Regions from separate parts of the Mus musculus genome. Here region 2 is linked to region 1. A link is a loop called in an ENCODE intact Hi-C map of the cell type or tissue named here. Cell type or tissue: left cerebral cortex. All regions are shown on one strand. Links, peaks and the distances in the headings refer to the core of each region. The heading gives the core; the rest is flanking DNA. Region 1 has its middle 34 kb from the start of Gm46089. Region 2 overlaps Pantr1 (POU domain, class 3, transcription factor 3 adjacent noncoding transcript 1).

Region 1 (4,401 bases), core at 222-4,221:
AAATGGGCAGGGAGAGCTAACTATAAAGCATAAGCAATACATATTTGCTTATTCAAAGGACAATTGATTCCTGGTAAGCTCTGAGCTCCAGGTCCCTTCCTAAGCACAGTGGTTCCAAGAGAATAATCACACGAAACGTTTTTAGCAAGGATGAGTCTCTACAGGAGCAACGTAAATCACCTCTTCTCTCTATCACTGGGCTGTGTGCTAAAAAGGTGTGTAAACTTAAAGATGTGCTTGCTTCCAAACGCACATGCACATTACTTGGAGCTGCGTGGTGTCCAGTTTAGGACCTCACGTGGGTGGAGTAGAGAGGATCTTTCAGGTATCTGATTGGATTTATACAATTCTCTTAGGAATTAACAGAGGATAAACCTAGACAGAGAGTCTTCTGTGGGTTCTATGGTATTGGCATTCCCTGGATGGATAATAGAACCTGGGGTATATTGTTATCAGAGACGATATTGATTCTATCAACACCGTTAAGCTACAATTTTTCCTCATAACTATGTATGCAACTCTCTGTGATTTGTGTTCAGTGGTGATCTTTTTTTTTTTTTTTTTTTTCCTTCAGCTGCTGCGGTTTTCTTGCTCCGGGGTACTGAAGCTATGTCCCAAAGATTTGGGATTGAGTCTGAGAATAATGAAGAGGAGATCAAAGATGTTTTGGGATTAGAACTAATTGTTTAGGATGAAAAGGAGGCATAGGTCTCTAATTTTATTAGTTGCATAGGTGTTTGAGAGATAAGCAGTGTAAGTGGAAAAAATTGCAGATAAAATCAGAGGCAATTTTGAGAGGAAGCGAAGAGGAAATTAGCAAGAACCTGACGGGGTAGAGGGCGGTGGGTGGGGGTGGGGAGCACCGAAACTTAGGCTTTTATAAACTGAATGACTGCAAGATGGCAGAACATCAATATTTAAGATTAATTTTTAAAATTATGCGTCTGCTTGGGGCAGGGGGTCCATGTGTGTGAGTGCAGAAGCCCAGAGATACCAGAGAACCCTGGGAAGTTGGTGTTACAGGTGTGAGCCTTTTAACATGGGTACTAAAACAGAAACTGAGATTCTCTGCCAAAGAGGAGTACGCTCTCAAACACTGAACCATCTTCTGGTCCCTGTGAATTAACATTATTAGAAAACACGTGCTCAGATTTATCCAGCCATGGAGTAGGGGAAAAAAAAAAAACACGCAACAGAAGAATCATTATGGTCCCCACCCAACACCTAGCTCGTCACAGTTCAAAAGCTATCAAGGCCTGTGCCCAGATGCTTCGGGTCCAGGGCACTGGGAAGGAATAATTTGACTAGGTCCACACCAGGGTAATGGAAAGCCCAGAATTTTACCTCTGGAATTTACTCATACTTTGTCCCTAAAGTCACATGTTCCTAAAGACAGCTGTGATTTTCGTGTGTCAAATGCAGTGACAACATGATCCTGCCACTCCGTACTGCCACACCTACTGCAGTGGCCTTGCTGTCCCTGATGGAAACTGAGCGCCAAGCAGCAGGTTTCTCCTGCTCCCGTTGACTTGTTAGAGTCTACCTTGGCTCAGCTTGTCTAGGCCTGGGGTTTGCACTCAAGCATCTGTCCTTTGTCCCATGACTTCCTGGAGTGGCTTTCTGGGAAAATGTCATCAGCGATGTTGATTTCCTGTCTTCTCATCACTGGATCTGGGAGGTGGATTCTCTTCACACTGGGTTTTGTTTTTTTGGTTTTTGGTTTTGTTTTTTTTTTTTAATCTGAAGAATGCACAGGAGCCTCTTGCCTTGTAATACACAGTCTGTCTCATTCATAAAATCTTGTCCTGGAAAAAGCCTCATTCATTCCCACAGAAGAGCCGCAGTTGGGAGGGCAAGGGCATTCAAAACCTTGGGAGATAGGAGACAATAGCGGAGCGCTTGGCAGCCGCTCCTGGGCGGCGTTAGCAACGTGTACCGACGCCAGGGAGAGGATAAAACGCTGTAGTTATTTACTTGTCTCTTAGGAGCAAAAGAGTCTCTTTGCCTCTAATATAGATGCCAAATCCTCAGGACCCAAGCGAGGAAATGATGAGCTGTGCGGAGGATTGGCACGAAGTCCTGTGCTCCGAGATAGTGAGGCATTTTGCTTGAAAGCATCCGTTGTTTAAAGAGAAAACGAGAATTGTGGGATTTTGTTGTCAATCAAGGGTCAGCAGCTTCCTCTCCCACTGGACGCTCACACACAAGCCCCCCCCCCCCCAACACCCGGACCCTCCTCCCCCATCCTGCCAGAAAGCCAGGCTGTCCTGTTCCTTGGCCACCAAAGGCCAAGGCTTCCCTTGCAGAATCTCAACGCAGTTGGTAACTTCAATCTTGCCAACGCTTCCCACGTTAGTAATCACCAAATACTAAACATGACAAAAATTCAGACAAATAGGGCATCCGTCCGGTGTAACTCCGTTTGCCGAGAGCCCTCCAGAATCCGGAGCACAATAGGTCTGTGTTTATTTTTCCACCAGTAGCATAATGTGACTGATTTACAAGAGTTTCACTGGAGTGGTAATCTGACAGTGATGAAGGGGCTCCTCACTAGCGCAGTCGCTCACACTATCATATTAGTTGCCTCTAGCAAGGCAGTGTGGTCGATAATTGGAACGCTTTTATGTCTAGTGGTTCTGACAAACCTCTTCTTCAGGTCACATATGGGCGGTCTAGCTCTCTACTCAGCCCAACAGTGGCAAATACTTTAGACTGAGAAAGTATTGTTCTCTTCACATTGTAGAGCAATGGCAGTTCAAGGGAAGTGAGGCTGCGTGCCGGCTACCTGCTGGTGTGTAGTAAAATGAAATGGACATGATACCGAGCCGGGAGTACAATTAAATCTATTTTGCACCAATGTGTTGCTGGACAGATGAGTTTCCACATGACAGAACTTTATGATCTTTAAGGTAGACTGAACTAATAGATTGGTGTGGAGCGCACTGAAGTTACCAAGGACTGGAAAGCAGGCAGTGGTACATTTGAACTACAGGTTTCTCATATGCCCCGCGTCATGCTGAGTTTTTATAGCTCCTGGCTTTCAAAAAGCCTGTTTCAAAGAGGTTTGCGCTAGACTGGGCATGCAGTTTTGCTCTGCAGATATTGTCGCTGCCGATTTAGTGGAATGCAATTAGGAAGCCTAAATTAAGTGGTAATGGAGAACCAGCTCTTGAAACTGGGGTTTCCACGGCAACCGCTGCTTACAATACAGCCTTCAGTTAGTTTTCCCACTTTATCTGCAAAATGCACAATTGAGCTTTAAAACAGCTCGGTACTGAAAAACGCACTGTAAACAACTGTTTGCAATGAGAGTTTTACACTGTCTTTAAATACAACAAACCATCACATAAAATTTACTTGCCCGCACTAATAATGTGAAATCCGGTTGCGGGTCGGGTGAGGAATTTTTTTTTTAATGTGTTATTCCTCTGTCACCATCGGATTTATTTTTAAGGAGAGATGTCACGAGTCATTAGGTCGTTCAACTTTGGTCATCCCTGCACTATTTTCAGCTCCCCTGACAATCTGTGTATCCCAACAGTCCTACATTAAGACACATTTTCTCTCTCAGCACGCAGAGCATTGTCTTAAATAATTGTATAATGCTCTTTGTCAATATTCCTTTTTCTCTAACAACACTTTGTAGATGTTTCTTGTAGTTTCACCTTTATAGCATACTGTACACCTGCAAGATTTTCATATTTACTAATCTGGACTTTTCCTTTCTTCAGATGAGACCAACATTCCATCTCTCTATATATTTAAAGGTTAACCAACCAGGAAGCTCTTGTGCCATTCTAACAGACAAGACAGTTGAAATATAGCAAGAAGTAGGTGTATTTTCCACCACACAGTTCTTTGAAGTGACTATGGGGGATTTGCACCTTTGTAAAATTCATTTTCTTCTATGGTAGGGAATCTGTATTTTATTATACAGGGCTGGCACTTTTGTTTCCCTGTGTCAGGGTTATACGCATACTCCCATCAACGACCCATGCATACTTTTCTCTGCACAGGAGGAAAAAAAAATCAAATTGAGTTCTGCAAAGAGGAAAGAAGGATAGAATCAAATTTGGGGTCTCCTAGCTATAACACTCTGTTTAATTGCCAGTCTTAACAGGGTGATCACTGGAACATGTCTGGACAGAGCCAAGCAGCTGGTGGGAACTCATGAATCCGCCACAGCCCAGAAGGTAATGTTCCCCGGCAGTTTGTGTTCTCGCAAGGTTGGCGTATTATACGTGTGTTATTTTCACTGTGAGAACATGCAGAGAGAAAGGCATGGGTGGGGGTGGGGGGGGACAGAAAATGAGACAGGGGGGGGGGAGAGAAGGAGAGAGAGAGATGGAGACAGAGACAGAGAGACAGGGAAACACAGAGAGAGACAGAGAGAGAATAAGA
Region 2 (4,401 bases), core at 85-4,084, 130 kb after region 1:
ACTTGTACCTCCAGTTCCTGGAAATCCAACGCCCTCACCTATTCTCCACATGAATGTGGTACTCACACAGATACACACACAGACACACACACGTATACGCAGTACCTACATAGAAACAGAAAATAATAAAAGTAGATTTTTGCAGGGTGTGGTGGCCCATGACTGTAATCCCAGCATTCTGGAGGCAGGGAAAGGTAGAGACATCTGTGACTTTCAGGCTAGCTTGGTCTACACAGTTAAGTTCTAGGCTCTGGGTCAAAACAGAACTGAATTCTACACGTTGAAACTTCTGCTCCTCAACTTGCTGTGGACTCAGAAGCAGTGTATCGTTCTGCCAGGAAAAACAAAAAAACAAAACAAAAACAAAAACAAAAAAACAGTGCACGGTGCCAATTAGCAAAGTGCTAAAGGGAAAATTGAGGCAAGGTATATTTCTGTTTTTGACAATGCTTCAGGGGCAAGAAAAGTCATAGCCTTTGAGGGTAGGGGTATATATACATATCTCTTCTGTTTCAGTCATTGCTGAATTTTAGTTCATAATTTTAGGGGAATGAGGGTTATAGAGCTAGAAACCAGGACCTCACATACACCAGGTAAGGACAATACCATTGATGTATGCCCCTAATCTATATTGCAATCCTGAAATCATTCTAGCTAGCTAGCTAGCTAGCTTACCTACCCACTTACCTACCCACCTACCTATCCATCCATCCATCTAGCTATCATCTAGCTATCATCTATTTATCTATGCCTGTGTGCATGTATCTGTATATCTCTGTGTCTGTCTGTCTGTCTGTCTTCCTAACAAATCATCTTCCCAAGAGCCTGAACCTAGAAGCCATCACCTCCTGTTACACTGAGATTTGATCTGTCCAGAATATAAAACAGAGGTTTAGTTAGGGGGAAAAAAAAAAAAAGAATGGTTGGTATCTGGAGTGCAGCATGCATGTAAGTCTAATCCACACACTCAGCTAAAACACGAAAATGACATATCACGGGGGCTCTAAAACAATCCAAGGAAATCTTTCAAATGATTCTCTCAAGGACTGCAGCACAATGGGGTCCCACTAGCTCTGAAATCTGGGTCTACACGATAACACAATAATTAAATGTAAGGTGAGAAGGTTCCAGAGCCCTCTAGAAGCTGGAGCGGCACTATGCCTAATATGCAGAAATGCAGTAACAGCCTCTAGACTAAGCCTGCTCATGCTCAGTGGAAGAACATTCTATATGAGGAGAGTGGGTGCATCTAGTTGACCACATCACCACAGCCTGCAGAGGCATGAGCAGCTCTCTCAGAGGAATAACAAAACTCCCAGGCCGCTTCTGTCATTCTCTGAGTGCCCCTCCGAGGAATGAGGAATTCTTTCTGACCTCTGAGGTTGAAATACCATGTGGAATCTTTCGGAATCTATCAAAAGCCTGGCATCCGTGCACAGCCCCAGAGCCTCTGAATTCAAAACAGGACCATTTCCTGGCTCAGAACTCCAGCTCCAAATTCCTTAGGCTCAGAACTGATGGGAAAACAGATCCTCTGAGTTCTTCTGATTTGGAAATCATTCAGACTGACAACAGATAGGAAATTGACAAGGAGATTTGAAATCTTCCACTTACATCGTCCTTATTTGTTCTATGTGGTAGAGAACATCACACCCTTAACCTTGATTTTCTCACTTCTTCCAGCTGAAAACAAAACCCACAATGTGAGTTACAGTGTGTGTGTGTGTGTGTGTGTGTGTGTGTGAGAGAGAGAGAGAGAGAGAGAGAGAGAGAGAGAGAGAGAGAGAGAGAGAGAGAGCTGAAGGGGAGAGGACTGTTGTGTTTGCTGTGCCACATGGGCATTTTAAAGGAGTTGTACAATATACAATTTTAGGTGACTTTTCTCCCAATCACATCTCTACACAATGTGTTCACTATTCAGCTAAACGACCTCACCTGTGTTCCACACAGAACCTTCCCAGGAACAGCCCAAGAAGGAATGCAGCCACACAGAATAAAAGCAGATGGTGTTGGCTGATTGAAGATCTAGCAAGAAGGGTATATAAAGTTCCCTCCAACACTGAACTCCAAAATGCCCAAGCTGGAAAGGACACCTGACGTCATCAAACTCTCTTTATGCAAAGGAGGCTCACAGAGAGTAGGTATGGCTAACCTACTCCTTACAAAAACCAATTCTTGAGGTTTCCCAGAGTCAAAGTTTTTCCACTTGTAAAGAATCAGTCCTAGTGACTGATAAGAGTTAAGTGTTCTCTGCAAAAGAATAAATTATACTCACTGATACACACACACACACACACACACACACACACACACACACACACACACTTGTATGCATGCACAAAATTGTGTATCAATTCAGGGGTTTCTCAGAGCCCCTAAACCTCATCTTTTAATGCTTAACAGATCCACAGCCCCCAAGTTAAGAAATTCTGCCTGCCCCAGAGTAAGCAGCTTTTCTTTTTTCAAAACTTACCAACTCTGTAATATACTCTAGTCCTAATTGTGTGATCTATAAAATTCTGAGGGAAAGCAATTTCAACAACTCAGAAAGATGATTTAATCCCTAATCAATATTTCCATATTTTTAACATGTGTCAAGGAAAAGAAAATGTTCAGGAGAAATTGAAACCTATACATATTTCACTAGCGATTTCACATATGGACCTGGAATATCTTTTTTCTCCTAATATGGAAATGGCTCAGCAGTATTTAAATGACTCCTTATTCCAAGTCATATAAATATGCACCAGATGTATCTTTTGTAAATGTTATGTTTTTCAAGTTCTCAGCATTTGCAAGTAGTTGAGAGCTATGTCAAGCATGCTTTAATGGGGCATAAAAGTGTATTGTATTCAAAGAGATAGCACTGCTTTGTAATGGGGAGAAATACAAATGCTGTCGATGGATACATCTCCACTTATTGATTTATGCTACACAGCCCAATGGTCTGTATTCTTCACCCACAAGTTCCCTATCACTTAAAATCTAGCCACATATAGAAAAGCCAGGCCTACATTCATGGATTCTCTAGATGACAGAAAATTTCAAACCCCAAATCAGCTCCAACCCACACCTACATTAAACAGATAAGAAAAGCTGAGCCCAGAGAGTGTTACACTGAGGTGACCACGGTGCTGAGCCACTGTGAGAGGCAGTGCAGGAACCCATAGTTCCTGAATATGAGGAGCCTCCCTATGCTCTTCACTGTAGCTGTCTCCGATCTGCACACTGAAACAAACAAAACCAGAAGTAAAGCATATAGCATGTATTGATTCTCTGAAACAAGTGTGATCTATGTTTTCCAAAATGTCGAAATGTCTTATGGGAATTAAGAGCAGGAAGTAAAACGTCAGTGGTCAGCGTTAACAATTTTCAAAGGCTATTGTAATGCTTTCTCTGATATAAAATTTATCTGACTCGAGATGAGCTTTTTCAATGAGACTATGCAAGGTTCCAGTAAACTCTTCTCTGAATATATATATTCAGAGAATATTATATATTATTCATATTATATATTGTATATTATATAATATATAGTCAGAGAATATTATATATATTCAGAGAATATTATATATGTGTGTGTATATATATGTGTGTGTGTATATATATATATATATATAATAGTTAAATATTTCAACTCCCACAATAACCACCTTGAAAACATTTTCATTTTTTGTCCTTTTATAAATGACAGTTACAAAGAATGATATCTCTTTTTGTAACACATTTTTTTCTTTTTGTTAAGGAAAGAACAAGTCCTCTTCTCCAGGAGGCTCAAGAATCTCTAAAAGAACAAAGCACCTCTCTGTCACATTTCAAGAGCTACAAACTCTCACCCATTTCTTCACCATATACTGCCTCAAATTCTTCCTTGGAAAGAGACAGAATATTTAATAATGGACCAAGTATCAAATCATCGTTCTCTGAAACCCAAGCAACTTATCACTTTGACCTTTACGAATACATCTTGCCCTTCTGAGTCCAGTAGTCCCAGTGAAAATCTCATGTAAAGCAAAGTCATAATTGAAGTTTTGCATACTGCATATCCCCGTCACCATGGGTGGAGGATCCTTGCTTCACAGAATTCCAAAGATGAACATATGTCCTCTCCGGCTCCAGATGAAAGTACATATTCTCTTTTCCTAACCAGTTTTGCACACACGGTCATCACCTGAACCAGCAGTCCATAGTCCTTATTCCCTCCAGAGAGGGACTGCAGGCAAGGCTAGCTCAGAGTCCACCCTCCATGGATACTGGGTGGGTTGAAAACACTGTCACTGACTCCCAGGCAATGTCACGGATGCTTGGATAGTGCTCCTTTGTGTGGTAGGTACTGACTGGTCAAAGTGGTGTTATGTGCACTTCTACCAGCAAACCCCGGTGACCCCTCACAACATGGTC

What was found. Hi-C counts contacts between places; a loop is a spot of excess contacts. Peaks named below come from ENCODE experiments on the same cell type or tissue, not always from the same donor. Only the 100,000 strongest peaks of a DNase experiment are listed, where the experiment ranks them.
Region 2: it touches region 1 in a loop (4-fold over the local background); 5 of 42 quality-filtered maps call a loop at or near these places.

Annotation. Positions count from the first base shown.
Region 1 is chr1:42,537,239-42,541,639 of GRCm38, forward strand. No RefSeq gene overlaps it. Among named protein-coding and RNA genes, the nearest start is that of Gm46089, 34 kb to the right of the region's middle. In left cerebral cortex, for the core only: no CTCF peak of the experiment used is centred there; DNase peaks (open chromatin) are centred at 1,577, 2,005, 2,510, 2,787 and 3 more places; H3K4me3 peaks cover 1,785 bases; H3K27ac peaks cover 2,131 bases.
Region 2 is chr1:42,672,157-42,676,557 of GRCm38, forward strand. All of the region lies in intron 1 of Pantr1 (POU domain, class 3, transcription factor 3 adjacent noncoding transcript 1), which reads right to left. Among named protein-coding and RNA genes, the nearest start is that of Gm46091, 10 kb to the right of the region's middle. In left cerebral cortex, for the core only: no CTCF peak of the experiment used is centred there; DNase peaks (open chromatin) are centred at 1,317 and 2,047; H3K27ac peaks cover 874 bases.